Regions from separate parts of the Homo sapiens genome. Here region 2 is linked to region 1. Evidence: chromatin loops called from intact Hi-C (ENCODE). Cell type or tissue: CD4-positive, alpha-beta T cell. All regions are shown on one strand. Links, peaks and the distances in the headings refer to the core of each region. The heading gives the core; the rest is flanking DNA.

Evidence for each region. A loop is a pair of places that touch in the nucleus more often than their neighbours do. Peaks named below come from ENCODE experiments on the same cell type or tissue, not always from the same donor. Only the 100,000 strongest peaks of a DNase experiment are listed, where the experiment ranks them.
Region 2: it touches region 1 in a loop (2.2-fold over the local background); 8 of 110 quality-filtered maps call a loop at or near these places.

The regions. Positions count from the first base shown.
Region 1 is chr15:34,365,488-34,371,663 of GRCh38, forward strand. It overlaps LPCAT4 (lysophosphatidylcholine acyltransferase 4), which reads right to left and starts at 1,709. Exons shown (of 14, transcript NM_153613.3): 1 at 1,500-1,709; 2 at 72-214. The coding sequence starts at 1,613. RefSeq lists silencers at 1,114-1,203, 1,284-1,333, 1,454-1,913, 2,044-2,093 and enhancers at 1,869-2,864, 2,464-2,753, 4,209-4,268. In CD4-positive, alpha-beta T cell, for the core only: CTCF peaks have their summits at 2,217 (motif pointing left) and 2,422; DNase peaks (open chromatin) are centred at 944, 1,824 and 2,164; H3K4me3 peaks cover 3,009 bases; H3K27ac peaks cover 2,464 bases.
Region 2 is chr15:34,304,055-34,310,378 of GRCh38, forward strand. All of the region lies in intron 2 of SLC12A6 (solute carrier family 12 member 6), which reads right to left. Among named protein-coding and RNA genes, the nearest start is that of SLC12A6, 31 kb to the right of the region's middle. In CD4-positive, alpha-beta T cell, for the core only: no CTCF peak of the experiment used is centred there; no DNase peak of the experiment used is centred there.

The sequences.
Region 1 (6,176 bases), core at 1-5,000:
TTCTCAAAGAGGGAGCCGAATAGACAGCAGGGAAGAGAAGTAGGGTCTCTGGGGGCTGATCCCTCACTTACTTCCTCCATCCTGTAATTGGCTCCTGAAGCTGCTCCTCACTAAGACCGGCCACTTGAAGCCAGGCAAAGGGCCAGAGGAGAAAGAGGACGATAAAGGCCAGAAGCACTCGGATGGGGGCCAGCAATGCCCCCAGGAGGCAGAACTGCAAAGGGTGGGAGAGAATGCCACTTTAGAGCTTGGATATGCTCCCTCCACAGCATCCTTCTTCCACAAAGCATAGACCCAGGAGCAGACAGCCATCATCCCTTGCATGTGACAGGTGGTGTGGGAACAGGAGAGGGGACTGGGACCCAAGGTGGGATGAAGATACCAATGAGGGCAAGAGGATAAAAGATTAATGGCATCAAGGGCCTTATTTTCCTGTCTTTCAGTTGGTCCCTACCCCATTTATAAAACCGAAAGCCATAAAAAGCATCTAGCACTTAGAGGATTTAATAAGAATGCATGCGAAAGTGCAGGGCGCTGTGCTTGATGTACAGTAGGTTAGAGACAGGTCCTCCTCCCCCACATCTTATTCCATAAATAGCTCCTATGCCCAACAGAAACCAGGTGCACAGATCTTTCCACTTTGGGCCTAGGAGGCAGAGGGCTGTAAACAGCCAGAGGTCCAGTTTTCAGACCCGAGGTCATTTTCTGACACTGCTCAACAGCAATCTTAGAGTACCGGGGGATATGGGAGACAAGAGCTCGGCCCCACTCTGCAAGGGAGAGAGGCTGCCAGGAGCCAGGATGACTCCATAGGCTGCCTTGGGGAAGAAGCAGGTAAGCAAACCTAGCCCCTGGAGCCTGCCTCCGGGGAGGTGATGACAGCAGAAACCTTGGACACTCCCTCCCCACACCACCTCCCAGCTCCCCTAGGCTGGCGCGGCCCTCCACTTCCTGTAGCCAACCTCCCTCTCAGCCTCCCTGCCCCCACCGGGAGGTGCTGCAGTGCGGGGTGGAGGGGGGTTGGAGGGAGTGGGAAGAGGGAGTGTAGGAAGGGCACAGGGTCGCAGGCTCCCGGCCCAGAAACGTCTTCCCTCTAAGTCATGCCTCGGAGGAATACTCGGCACGCCCCCGCCCCCGCCCCCACCCCCGGCTTCCCGTAGACTCTAACTCCATCCTAGCCATCAGGCTCTGCAGAATGTAATCCGCATTCCCCAGCGTCCTTCATCTCTCCAACCCCAGGGTCCCCTGCAGCCCTCCATCCCCACCTACTCAGTTTTTCCACATCTTCGAGCTTGTCTATCGCCCAAGCCCGCAGCGTCCTCTCCAGGACTCCTTGCCCAACCGCGGCCGCCCCCACGTGCGCACCCCCGGACTCCCGCTCCGCAAGCCTCTCAGCCATCTCCTTCTCGTGGATCCCCAAGCCCACCTTTGCCAGGGCTCAAATGGCCCCATTTTCCTATCCTCACGGGTCCTTCCGACGCCCGCTCCCCACACATTACCTTAACCCTCTGGAGGCGAGAGAGATGTAACTCATGCACGAAGGGGTTGGGGGATGCTGGGGGTCCGGGGGTGGGATCTAGGGGGGCCCAGTCCCCCGGACTTCCCTGGCTCATGGCGGGAGAAGGTGGGAGGGAGGGCACCCCGGCCCTGGCCCCGGCCACCACTCTGCAGAGCAGCTGCTGCTGCAGCAGCGGCGGCGGCGGCGCTCTGGCCCGGGCCCCGCCCGGTGCAGGCGGCCGAGGGGCGGGGAGCAGGCGGCGCAGCCCAGCCCGCCCGCGTTGTCAGGGCGCCGGCCGAGGGGCGGGGCTTCCAGCGCCCTGGCGCCCCTGCTCCTCCGCGCCCGCCGCGGCGCCCGCAGCCGCTCGGGCCATTGTTCCGCGGCTGCCAGGGCTGGAGCGGGCTGCCCCTGGGCTTCTGCGCCTCCGTCGTTCCTCTCTGAAGACCTGGCCTCCGCCTCGGAGTGGGAGTGGGTCTGGGAGCTGAGCGCAGAGCTCAGAGCGCCCTCTGTCCCCGCCCGGGCGTCGAGGTCACCCAGCAAGCGCAGATCGGGGTGAGGCTCTTGGGTTGGTAGGCAGGGAGGGACAGGTGGGCCGGATGCAGAGGCCGGCAGCTCGCGGGTGAGGCGGCGCCCCGCTCTTCCTATGGGCTCCTTGGCCCGGTCCGCGCCTCCTCGCAGGCGGACCACCTTTCCTTCCCGGTCCGTGGGGCGCCATCGCGCGGGGACTTGAGGCACTTGCGTCCTCTGGCGGCTGCATGGCGCCCCGCAACTCTCCACCTCCGCGTCCTGCCTGTGCTAGGCAGGGCCGCCTTTACTGGTGTGAGGGTTGCTTGAACCCTTGAGGCGCCAGGAATCCCTAGTACACTGACGCATGTGCTTCCCATGAGCCCGACAAGGTCTGGCAGGGGAGAGGCAGTGGTTCCTGATCTCTGTCACTCTCTGGGTGAACGCAGAGGACACAGTAGTAATTCCCCTCACCCACAAGCTCCAAGCTACCCTAGAAAACAAATTGTTTAGCCTCAGGCCATCGTTTGAGATCAGGGACCAGGGAATTAAGTGGACTCTGAGATCCATTGCCATGACAAAAGGGGTAAGAGTCTCATTGCTTGAGGAAAGAATACGCCTTAAGTTCACTTTATGTCTTCTGCCCATTGCATGGCAGTTAGGGGAGCTGAAGGAAGAAAGTGAAAGAAAAAGAGACCTCTCATAACCAAGAGTGTTTGCCGCCACTGGCTTCTCCTTTAAACCAAACTCCAAATTAATCTGCTCCAGGAAATTTTCTGAGCCCAGGCTGAGAGGGTTGAAGGCTCATGCATCCTACTGAGACCAAGGAGCTGCACTGGGATGTTTTTGTATATAACACAGAGGTCCCAACACAAATACATCATTTCCACATTTTATTTTTGTATAGATAGGGTCTCGCTATATTGCCCAGGCTGGTCTCGAACTCCTAGCCTCAAGTGAGCCTCCCACCTCGGCCTTCCAAACTGTTGGGACTACAGGTAGTGAGCCGCCATGTACAACCCAAACCTTTTTTTTTTAAGCAGATGATTTCAGCTTTCTCACCAGAACCGAGAAAGTACAACTGCATGTATTAGTCTCCCTTGCCTTGCCTTTGGGGAGAAGTTTGTGTGTGTGTGTGTGTGTGTGTGTGTGTGTGTGTGTGTGTGTGTGTTTGTCTTTTGTTGTTGTTGTTTTGGGACGGAGTCGCGCTCTTGCTCTGTTGCCCAGGCTGGAGTGCAATGGCGTGATCTCAGCTCGCTGCAACCTCCGTCTCCCGGCTCCAAGCAATTCTCCTGCCTCAGCCTCCTGAGTAGCTAGGATTATAGGCGGGCACCACCACACCCGGCTAATTTTTGTATTTTTAGTAGAGACGGGGTTTCATCATATTGGTTAGGCTGGTCTCGAACTCCTCACCTCATGATCCACTCGCCTCAGCCTCCCAAAGTGCTGGGATTACAGGCGTGAGCCACCGCACCTGGCGGTTTTTTTTTTTTCTTTTTGAGATGGAGTTTCACTTTTGTTGCACAGGCTGGAGTGCAATGGCACAATCTCGGTTCACTGTATCCTCCGCCTCCCGGGTCAAGCGATTCTCCTGCCTCAGCCACCTGAGCAGCTGGGATTACAGGTGCCTGCCACCATGCCTGGCTAATTTTTTTTTTTTTTTTTTTTGTATTTTTAGTAGAGATGGGGTTTCACCATGTTGGCCAGGCTGGTTTCGAACTCATGACCTCAGGTGATCCACTTGCCTCTGCCAAAGTGCTGGGATTACAGGCGTGAGCCACCACGCCCAGCCTAGAAGGAGGTTTAAGGACTAAGATAATGTTCATAAGGTGGGAGACAGGGAAAGATGAGAGTGTAGGGAAGTTTAAATTTTTCCCTTGAATGTTTGATAATTTGAGTCTATAAAACAAACTGATTACATAGATTAAAGGGAAAAGAGGCCTACGCATTTTTTTTTTTTTTTTTTTTTTTGAGACGGAGTCTCGCTCTGTCGCTCAGGCTGGAGTGCAGTGGCACGATCTCAGCTCACTGCAACCTCCACTTCCCGGGTCACGCGATTCTCCTGCCTCAGCCTCCTGAGTAGCTGGGACTGCAGGTGCACGTCGCCATGCCTGGCTAATTTTTTTTTTTTTTTTTTGGTATTTCTAGTAGAGACAGAGTTTCGCCATGTTAGGCAGGCTGGTCTTGAACTCCTGACCTCAGGTGATCCGCCCGCCTCGGCCTCCCAAAGTGCTGGGATTACAGGTGTGAGCCACTGGGTCCGGTCTCCTACAAATTTTATTTGATGCACGCATGTGTGTGGGAGTCATACAAAATATAAAAACTCAAAGAAATGCCCAATGGTTGCTTTTATACCACCTTGAGGTTACAGAAAGAATGAGAGCTTGCATCTGGGCAAAACAGGTTATGGTGGCAAGACAGGTTATGGGAGGGGGAGAAGAAGAGGCCTGGCCAGCAAAGACGGTCTTGGTGAACAAATGAAATCTCACAGACAGTAGCCTTTAGAAGGAATAGGTGGTAAAGGTTTCTGTTAGACCTTTTAAGATGTCAGACTCTCAGTTAATCTTTCCTAAATCTGGACAAGGGAGAGCACCAGAGAAAGCCTTTCTGCATCGATGCAGATTCTCTGCAGATGCAGATCTCCCCCACAAAAGACAGCTTTGCAGGCTTTCTGAACAGTCATCTCAAAATACATCAAATTCAGAATGAAAATTTTTGGTGCTCTTCAAGAGCAATAAATACTATGAAAACCCAACTACAGGGGTAGAGTTTTGATAATCAAATATTTGCCGGTGTCAGTCATCCAGGATGAACTAAGAAGTTCATTTCTATGAATGAGTCATGAAAGCATCCACATTTCCCCTTTTTCTAGCCCCTCACCAAACTATTATGATGGCCTTTCTGCAGGCAGTCTGAGAAGGGGCAACCCAGTTGTAAAGAATAACGTTGAGAAATTGATCATCTCTGGTAGCATCTGTCACTCCCTTGAAAATATCCACCAGGCTAGACAGGTTTCTCCTCCACCTGACCCCTGTATCTGTATCAGTCACCATTACCTGGGAGTACTGGAGACAATGACATATCAATGGAATTCTGGATTATTGGATACCATTAATCTTCTGTTGGAAGGGGGAACCAGACAGAAGCCAGAAGTTACTTCTGTCTAGACTCCCTCCCAACCTCCCATGTTTTATAGCCTCAAAGAAGGCAGTCAGCATTCTCAGCATTCTTTTCTTCTTTTTCTTCTTCTCTTCCTCCTTCACCTCCTCCTCCCCTTCTTCCTCCTCCTTTCCCTTCTCCTCCTCCCCTTCCCCCTCCCTCTTCTTCCTTCTTCCTTCTTTCTTCTCCTCCTCCTCTTCATCCCCTCCCTCCTCCTTTCCCCCTCCTCCTTTTCCTCCTCTTCTCCTCATCCTCCCTCTCCTCCCCTCCTCTCCTTCCTCACTTCCCTTCTCCTCCTCCCCCTCCCCCTCCCTCCTCTTCTTCCTTCTTCCGTCTTTTCTTCTTCTCCTCCTCCTCCTCTCCGTCCCCTCTCTCCTTTCTCTCCTCCTCCTTTTCCTCCTCTTCTCCTCCTCATCCTCCCTCTCCTCCCCTCCTCCTCTTCCTCCTCCTCATCCTCCCTCTCCTCCCCTCCTCCCCTCCTCCTCTTCCTCTTCTCCCCTTCCCTTCCTCCTCCTTCTCTTCCCCCACTTCCTACCTCTCCTACTCCTCTTCCCCCATCTCCTCTTCCTTCTCCTTCTCCCCCTCTCCTCCCCCTCCCATCTCCTTCTCCTCCCCCCACCTCCTTCTCCTCCTCCTTCTTCTTTTAAATAGAGGCAGGGTCTTGCTTTGTTCGTCTTAAACTCCTGGGCTCAAGCAATCATTCTGCCTCAGCCTCCCAAAGTGCTGGGATTACAGGTGTGAGCCACTACTGGTGGCCCGTCCTTTTTAAATTTTTAATTTTATTAATCTTATTTTCATTTCTTTTTAATAGAGATAGGGTCTCACTATGTTGACCAGACTGGTCTGGAACTCCTGGTCTCAAGCAGTCCTTCTGCCTCAGCCTCCCAAAGTGCTAGGATTACAGGTGTGAGCCACCACACTAGGACAAGATTTATTTCTGTTATGAACTGAATGTTTGTGTCTCTCTTCCCCCAGTTCATATGTTGAAGCCCTAGACCCCAATGTGATGGCTATT
Region 2 (6,324 bases), core at 538-5,537, 61 kb before region 1:
AGGCTAATCCCCATCTCACTCTCCCCAACCCTATCCAGACTAAACGACCATTAATCTAACTTCTGCCTCTATAAATTTACCTATTCTGGACATTTCCTACGAATGGAATCATACAGTATGTGTTTGGGGTTTTTTGCAACTAGATTCCTTAACTTGCATTTTCAAGCTTCACACATGTTATAGCAGGAATCAGTACTTTGTTTTTATTGCCAAATAATATTCCATTATATGGCTATATCACATTTTATCTATTCATTTGTCAGCTGGAGGACATTTGGGCTGTTACTTCTTTATTAGCTATTATTTATAATGCTGCTATAAACATTCCTGTACAAGTTTTTGTGTGGAAATACACTTAATTACTGGGACATATGGTAATTCTATGTTTAACTTTTTAAGAAACTGTCAAATTGTTTTCCAAAGTAGTTGTACTATTTTACATTGTCACTAGTAGCAGATGAGAGTTTCAATACTTCACATCCTTTCCAACACTTGATATCTGTCTTTTTGTTTATAGCCATCCCAGTGAGTGTGAAAAAACTGTACCTCATTTTGGTTTTGATGTGTATTTCTTTAATAACTAATGATGTTGAGCATCTTTTCATGTACATATTGGTGCTTTTTCCTCTCCTCACCTTAATTGGAAAGCTGTTACTTCCTTTTGTTCCCACAGTTTTGAGGTTCTGCCCTGACTTACTTATCACATTGTAAATATTATTGTTCTCTGAACTATGCATCCTTTGGTTAAAAACCTTACTTAGCATTTACATAATACATTCCCAAAGAGTCTGTCATTTTCCATTATTTCTATCCCTTTCATCATGTGATCTCTGTTCTAGGTCACTTGTTATTTGGCTAAAACCCCTTCTTGAATTTTCTCAGAGGAGTTAAGTGGGTATTATATCCTTGAAATTTTTGTATAGTTGTAACATGTTTCCCCTCATAGGGGAGAAATATCTTCAAGGGAAATAGGGATTTGGGATTGTGAAATCCCCAATCTGTAAATACTCTTCTACCATCTCCTAGTTTCCAGTGTTGTGAATTAGAATTCTGATTCCAGTCTGTTACTTGATAGGTGCAACCTGTTCTATCTGGAAGCCTCCAAGGTGAATCCTTGGAGCTCAAAAATTTTACAAGGATATCCCTATGTATGTGTTTTTCATCACTGATCTCCCCCAGAACTTCATTCTGCACACTGAAGTCTTTAGCTCAGGAAATAATTTTATGTTGTTTAATTATTCCTTCTCCATTTGTTCCTTTTTCTTCTTCTGGAACTTGTATTAGCCATGTTAGGTGTCCTGAATCGATCCAATAGGTCTCTTTTTTAAAAGTTTTTTTTTTTTGTATTTTTTTTTTGGCTCCATGCTTTGAAATATTTATTTTACTTGATCTTCCAGGTCAATAATTGTTCATACTCATTCATTCCTTTATTCAATAATTATGTTTCGGGCGCCTACTATGTGTAAGACAGTGTTCTAGGTATTAGAGTTGACAACAGATTAGCAGTGAATACAAGACAAAAAAGTTCCTGTTCTCCTGGTGCTTACACTCTAGCAGAGATAGTTTTAAAAAAAATAAGTGTGTGAGGATAAATGGAGTCAGGTGATAATAATTATTTAGGTGGAAAAATCACATTTTTTGTTCCATAAAGTCTTAAATGTGGCCCATTATTATTTTCATGTTCAAGTTTCTCTCTCCTCCAGCATTTTTTTTTTTTTTTTAAAGATGGAGTCTCGCTCTGTCACCCAGGCTAAAGGGAGTGGCGCGATCTCGGCTCACTGCAACCTCTGCCTCCTGGGTTCAAGTGATTCTCCTGCTTCAACCTCCTGAGTAACTGGGACTACAGGCGCCCACCACCGCGCCCGGCTAATTTTTTGTATCTTTTTTTAGTAGAGATGGGGTTTCCCCATGTTAGCCAGGATGGTCTCGATCTCCTGACCTCGTGATCCGCCCGCCTCGGCCTACCAAAGTGCTGGGATTACAGGCGTGAGCCACCGTGCCCAGCCTCCTCCAGCATTTCTATTTAGCTAACTCAATATATTGTTTATTCTAAGTGGTTTTTCTCTTTCAGGTTGCCTGGCTTCCCCAGATGGGTTGTTTATCTTTGTCACCTCATGGGGGATGAGATTTAGTTGTTGGAGGACCACAAGCGGTAGCAGTCTCAAGAAAATGGAAAGGCAAAGCAGTCTCTACCCCTGTGGGTAGGCAGTGCTGCAGCAGGCAAGCCACCAGCCCTTGTGGAGGCCCAGGAGGAAGCCTCCCTGCTCTCAGGTCTCCTTACATATGCCAGCCACAGGGATGGGAAGATCTCAGACCCATGGCTCTTTCCTTTTCTCCTTCCCTCCAGGAATTCATGGATATCTACCAAACCAAGTTCTTTCCTGGATTTGCCATTCTTATGCTTATCCTGAGATTTTCCAGGCTCTTGTCTAGAGGAAAAGTCCTGTACCAACTCTCCCTGACAGAGTTCTCACACAGCCCATGGCCTCAATTGCACCAACTGTTCATCAGATCCAGGAGCCACTTCACTCAAGATTGACAGATACAGGCTGGAAGCAGGAATGGAGGGATAGTGAGATATTCAAGTAGCCACCTTCCCAGAACTCACTCTGAAAAGTCAGTCCTGTTTACAGACTAATCCTAAAAGCATTAAAATCTTGGCATGTAAGTCAAAAATTTAAAGTGCCACTGTAAAGTCCAAACATCTGTGGACTGCATTGTTTTCAACTACTGCCCTAAGTATTAAGTTCTGAAGAAAAAATTTAAGAAATAAGGAAGATCTTAATGGAAGTCAAAATTAAAGGAAACTGATTAGATGGACTCTGAAAATAATTGTTATATAAAAGCAGTCAGACCAAAAGGAGTACATACTGTATGATTACATTTATATAAAATTCTAGGAAATGCAAACTAATTTGGTGACAGAAAAAGAGAACAGTGGTTGCCTAGGGACCAAGGAATTAGGTGAGTGGGGCATAAAGGGCACAAAGAAACTTCTGGGGGTGACGAAAATGTTCACTATCTTCATTATAATTATTTCATGGGCATATAAATGTCAAAATTCATCAACAAAATATACACCTTAAAGATGTACAGTTAACTTTATGTCAACTGCACCTCGATAAAAAAATACCGATGGGGAAAAACATTTGGAATTTATTTCCCAAAGGGATTGACATCCCTAAATATAAAGCATATCTAAAAAATAAAGAAGAATACCTACAGGTAACAGACATGAACAGGAAGTTCACTAAACTTTTCCGAATTTGAAATTTCCACAATAAAAAATAAAATATGTAATTTTCAGAAAAATATTAAAACACTATGTCTCACCCTCAATACAGGTGAAGAGATAAAATATAATTACAGTGTTACTGCAAGAATATTTGACTGCTGATAAATACCAATTATTTTTCTTTGTTTTTTACATTTTTCTTTTATTTTTAAAATTGAAGATGAGGTCTCACTATGTTCTCAGGCTGGTCTCAAACTCCTGGTCTACAGCCTCCATCTCTCAAAGTGTTGGGATTATAGGCATGAGTCACCATGTCCACCCATTAATACCAATTAATGATATAATCAAAGTTGGAGTAGAAGATTAGGAAAGTCATCTTGGAGGAAATAAGTATGAACTTGGTCTTGAAGTAATGAAACTGAATGTGGGTATATGTAATTTTTTTTACTGTAGGCAGGAAACAGCAGAAGAGAAGAAAGTTGAGATGAAGAAAAAAATATGAACGAAGGCAATGAAGTAAGGGGAAGATGGAGACAACTTTTAGGGCTTTTACTATAGGTTCACTGTTTCTAATATAACCATCAGAATCTTCTGTCACAAAAGGTTACATGTTGATGGAAAGAATACAGGAAAATAAATGAGATCTAATTTACCATATGAGGCTTTAGAATTTATTAAAATCATTTGTTATTTATGTACCATATTTAATCTTTGCCATGTCTATATTCTACCTATATTAGTATTTTTCTCTAGAAAGAATTTAGTTTTTACTCAGCTTCATTTCCATGAAAATGAAATATAATTTTTCTTAATATATTAAAAATATCTTACCTACCTTCAGTGATATTAAAATTCAATTATTTCACTTGCTCCATATGCCCATTTTTTTCCATCACTAACCCTTAGTCTTTAAGCATGCAGATCTAAATTTCCATTAGTTAGACTGGTACAAGTCTCCTGCGAATTGTTAAGTCTCTTATTTCTATCTCGCTGATAATTGCATCTTCCTAGAAATGTGAGGAGTGGAGAGCTACTAAAGACTGTTGGATTAAGGGTTGGGCACGGTGGCTCATGCCTGTAATCCCAGCACTTTGGGAGACTGAGGTGGGTGGATCACTTGAGGTCAGGAGTTTAAGACCAGCCTGGCCAACATGGTGAAACCCTGTCTCTACTAAGAATATGAAAATTAGCCGGGCATGGTGGTGCATGTCTGTAATCCCAGCTACTCTGGAGTCTGAGACAGGAGAATTGCCTGAACCTGGGAGGCGGAGGTTGCAGTGAGCCGAGACCACTCCACTGCACTTCAGCCTGAGCAAGGAAGCCAGACACTGTCCACCTGACAAAAAAAAAAAAAAAAAAAAAACAAACCAGATTGTTGGATTAAGTCAAGTTCAGATTTCTCAATTTTTAGTGCCATTTGAAAGAATATTCTACATTTGTAAATACTCTATGCGAAATAAAAAAGCAATCCAAAACAAAACGGTAGAAGAAGCAGTTAACTTTCAATTAATTTTGTTAAATCCATGAAGATAATAGAGCTTAAGAAGAACTAGTAACTACTGAAAAAACAGAGCAGCCTAGTTCAGAAAACACAAATAATTACATATATGTTTAAAGTAGAAACAGCGTGGTGTGGCGAAAAATAATGGCTTTAGAGCTACACAGCCCTTATTTTGAATTCCAAATCTGTCACTTAAATAATCTTCCTAATTTTTTGGCACCTCACTTTCCTCATTTTTAACATGGTGATAATGGTTACCTGTCCTGATTGTTGTGAGGATTAAATAAGCCACAAACCAGTGCCTGGTTTGAACACTGGCTCTGCTACTCACCATGCTCAACAATGGTAGTTGGTATTTTTACTGAAATGTTGATGACATTTTCTGGGTAAAATTGTTTCCTCTTTCAGCCTGGCCAAAGCAAGAAATTCTCGATTCTTTAAATTTACCAGCTTATAATCAATTTGTTAACCTATGCCATATGTCTAAATTCAGCCCGAAATTTAAAAATCTTTTGAATATTTTATAATACACTAAAATTACACTTAATATATTTTTATATTCCTAAATATTGCTTTGACTATAGAATTTAAAAATTAAGCAATATGCATATTTTATAGCAATTTTTATCTTTATAGAATTAAATCAGTTGAAATCTGGTGTATCTCTTGTGGGGCAAAAGTAGCAGACAGTTGACAGAAGGTTGGTATACTAAGCTAGAAAAATTTTGGAAGTGAGAGATTCTAAAAAGCCGATGATAACAGTGCTCAAATAAGAAATCAAAGTGTCTGAGATTGTAATATGAGAAAGAAGGGTCACAATCTAAACAAAGTTTTAAAATGTAAAAATCTGAAAGGAATCAAATTTGTATTCTTATATTAAGGTCTTAGATATAGTAAACAGAATTGGGAAGATATTTCAGAGAGGTATTAGTCTTTCTGACAATGGCTGGATACTGCGGGTTGGGGAAGGAGGCAGGAAAACATGCCTCACAGAGCCAACTTAAAAAAAGGATAAAGCTTTGATCCTGAGATTTTAAAGCGTGCAGATCTAAATTTCCGTTAGTTAGGCTGGTAAAAGCCTCCCATGAATTGTTAAAAGGACTAGAAAATAAAAGGCTTTTCAATCACTATAGAAAAGATTTTTATTGACACAGAGAAGCTCTTTAGTTGTCTATTTCAATCTATTTTAATGTTAGTGAATAAAAAGAGATAATCTTTTTTTTTTTTTGAGACAGGGTCTCACTTTCTCACTTTGTTGCCCAGGATAGAGTGCAGTGGCATGATAACGGATTACTGCAGCCTCCACCTCCTGGGTTCAAGCAATCCTCCCACCTCAGCCTTCCGAGTAGCTGGGACTACAGGCACACAACACCACGCCCAGCTAGTGTGTGTGTGTGTGTGTGTGTGTGTGTGTGTGTCCCTGTGTCCAGGCTAGTGTTGAACTCCTGGGCTCAAGTGTGTGTGTGTGTGTGTCCCCGTGTCCAGGCTGGTGTTGAACTCCTGGGCTCAAGTGTGTGTGTGTGTGTGTGTGTGTGTCCCCGTGTCCAGGCTGGTGTTGAACTCCTGGGCTCAAGTGTGTGTGTGTGTC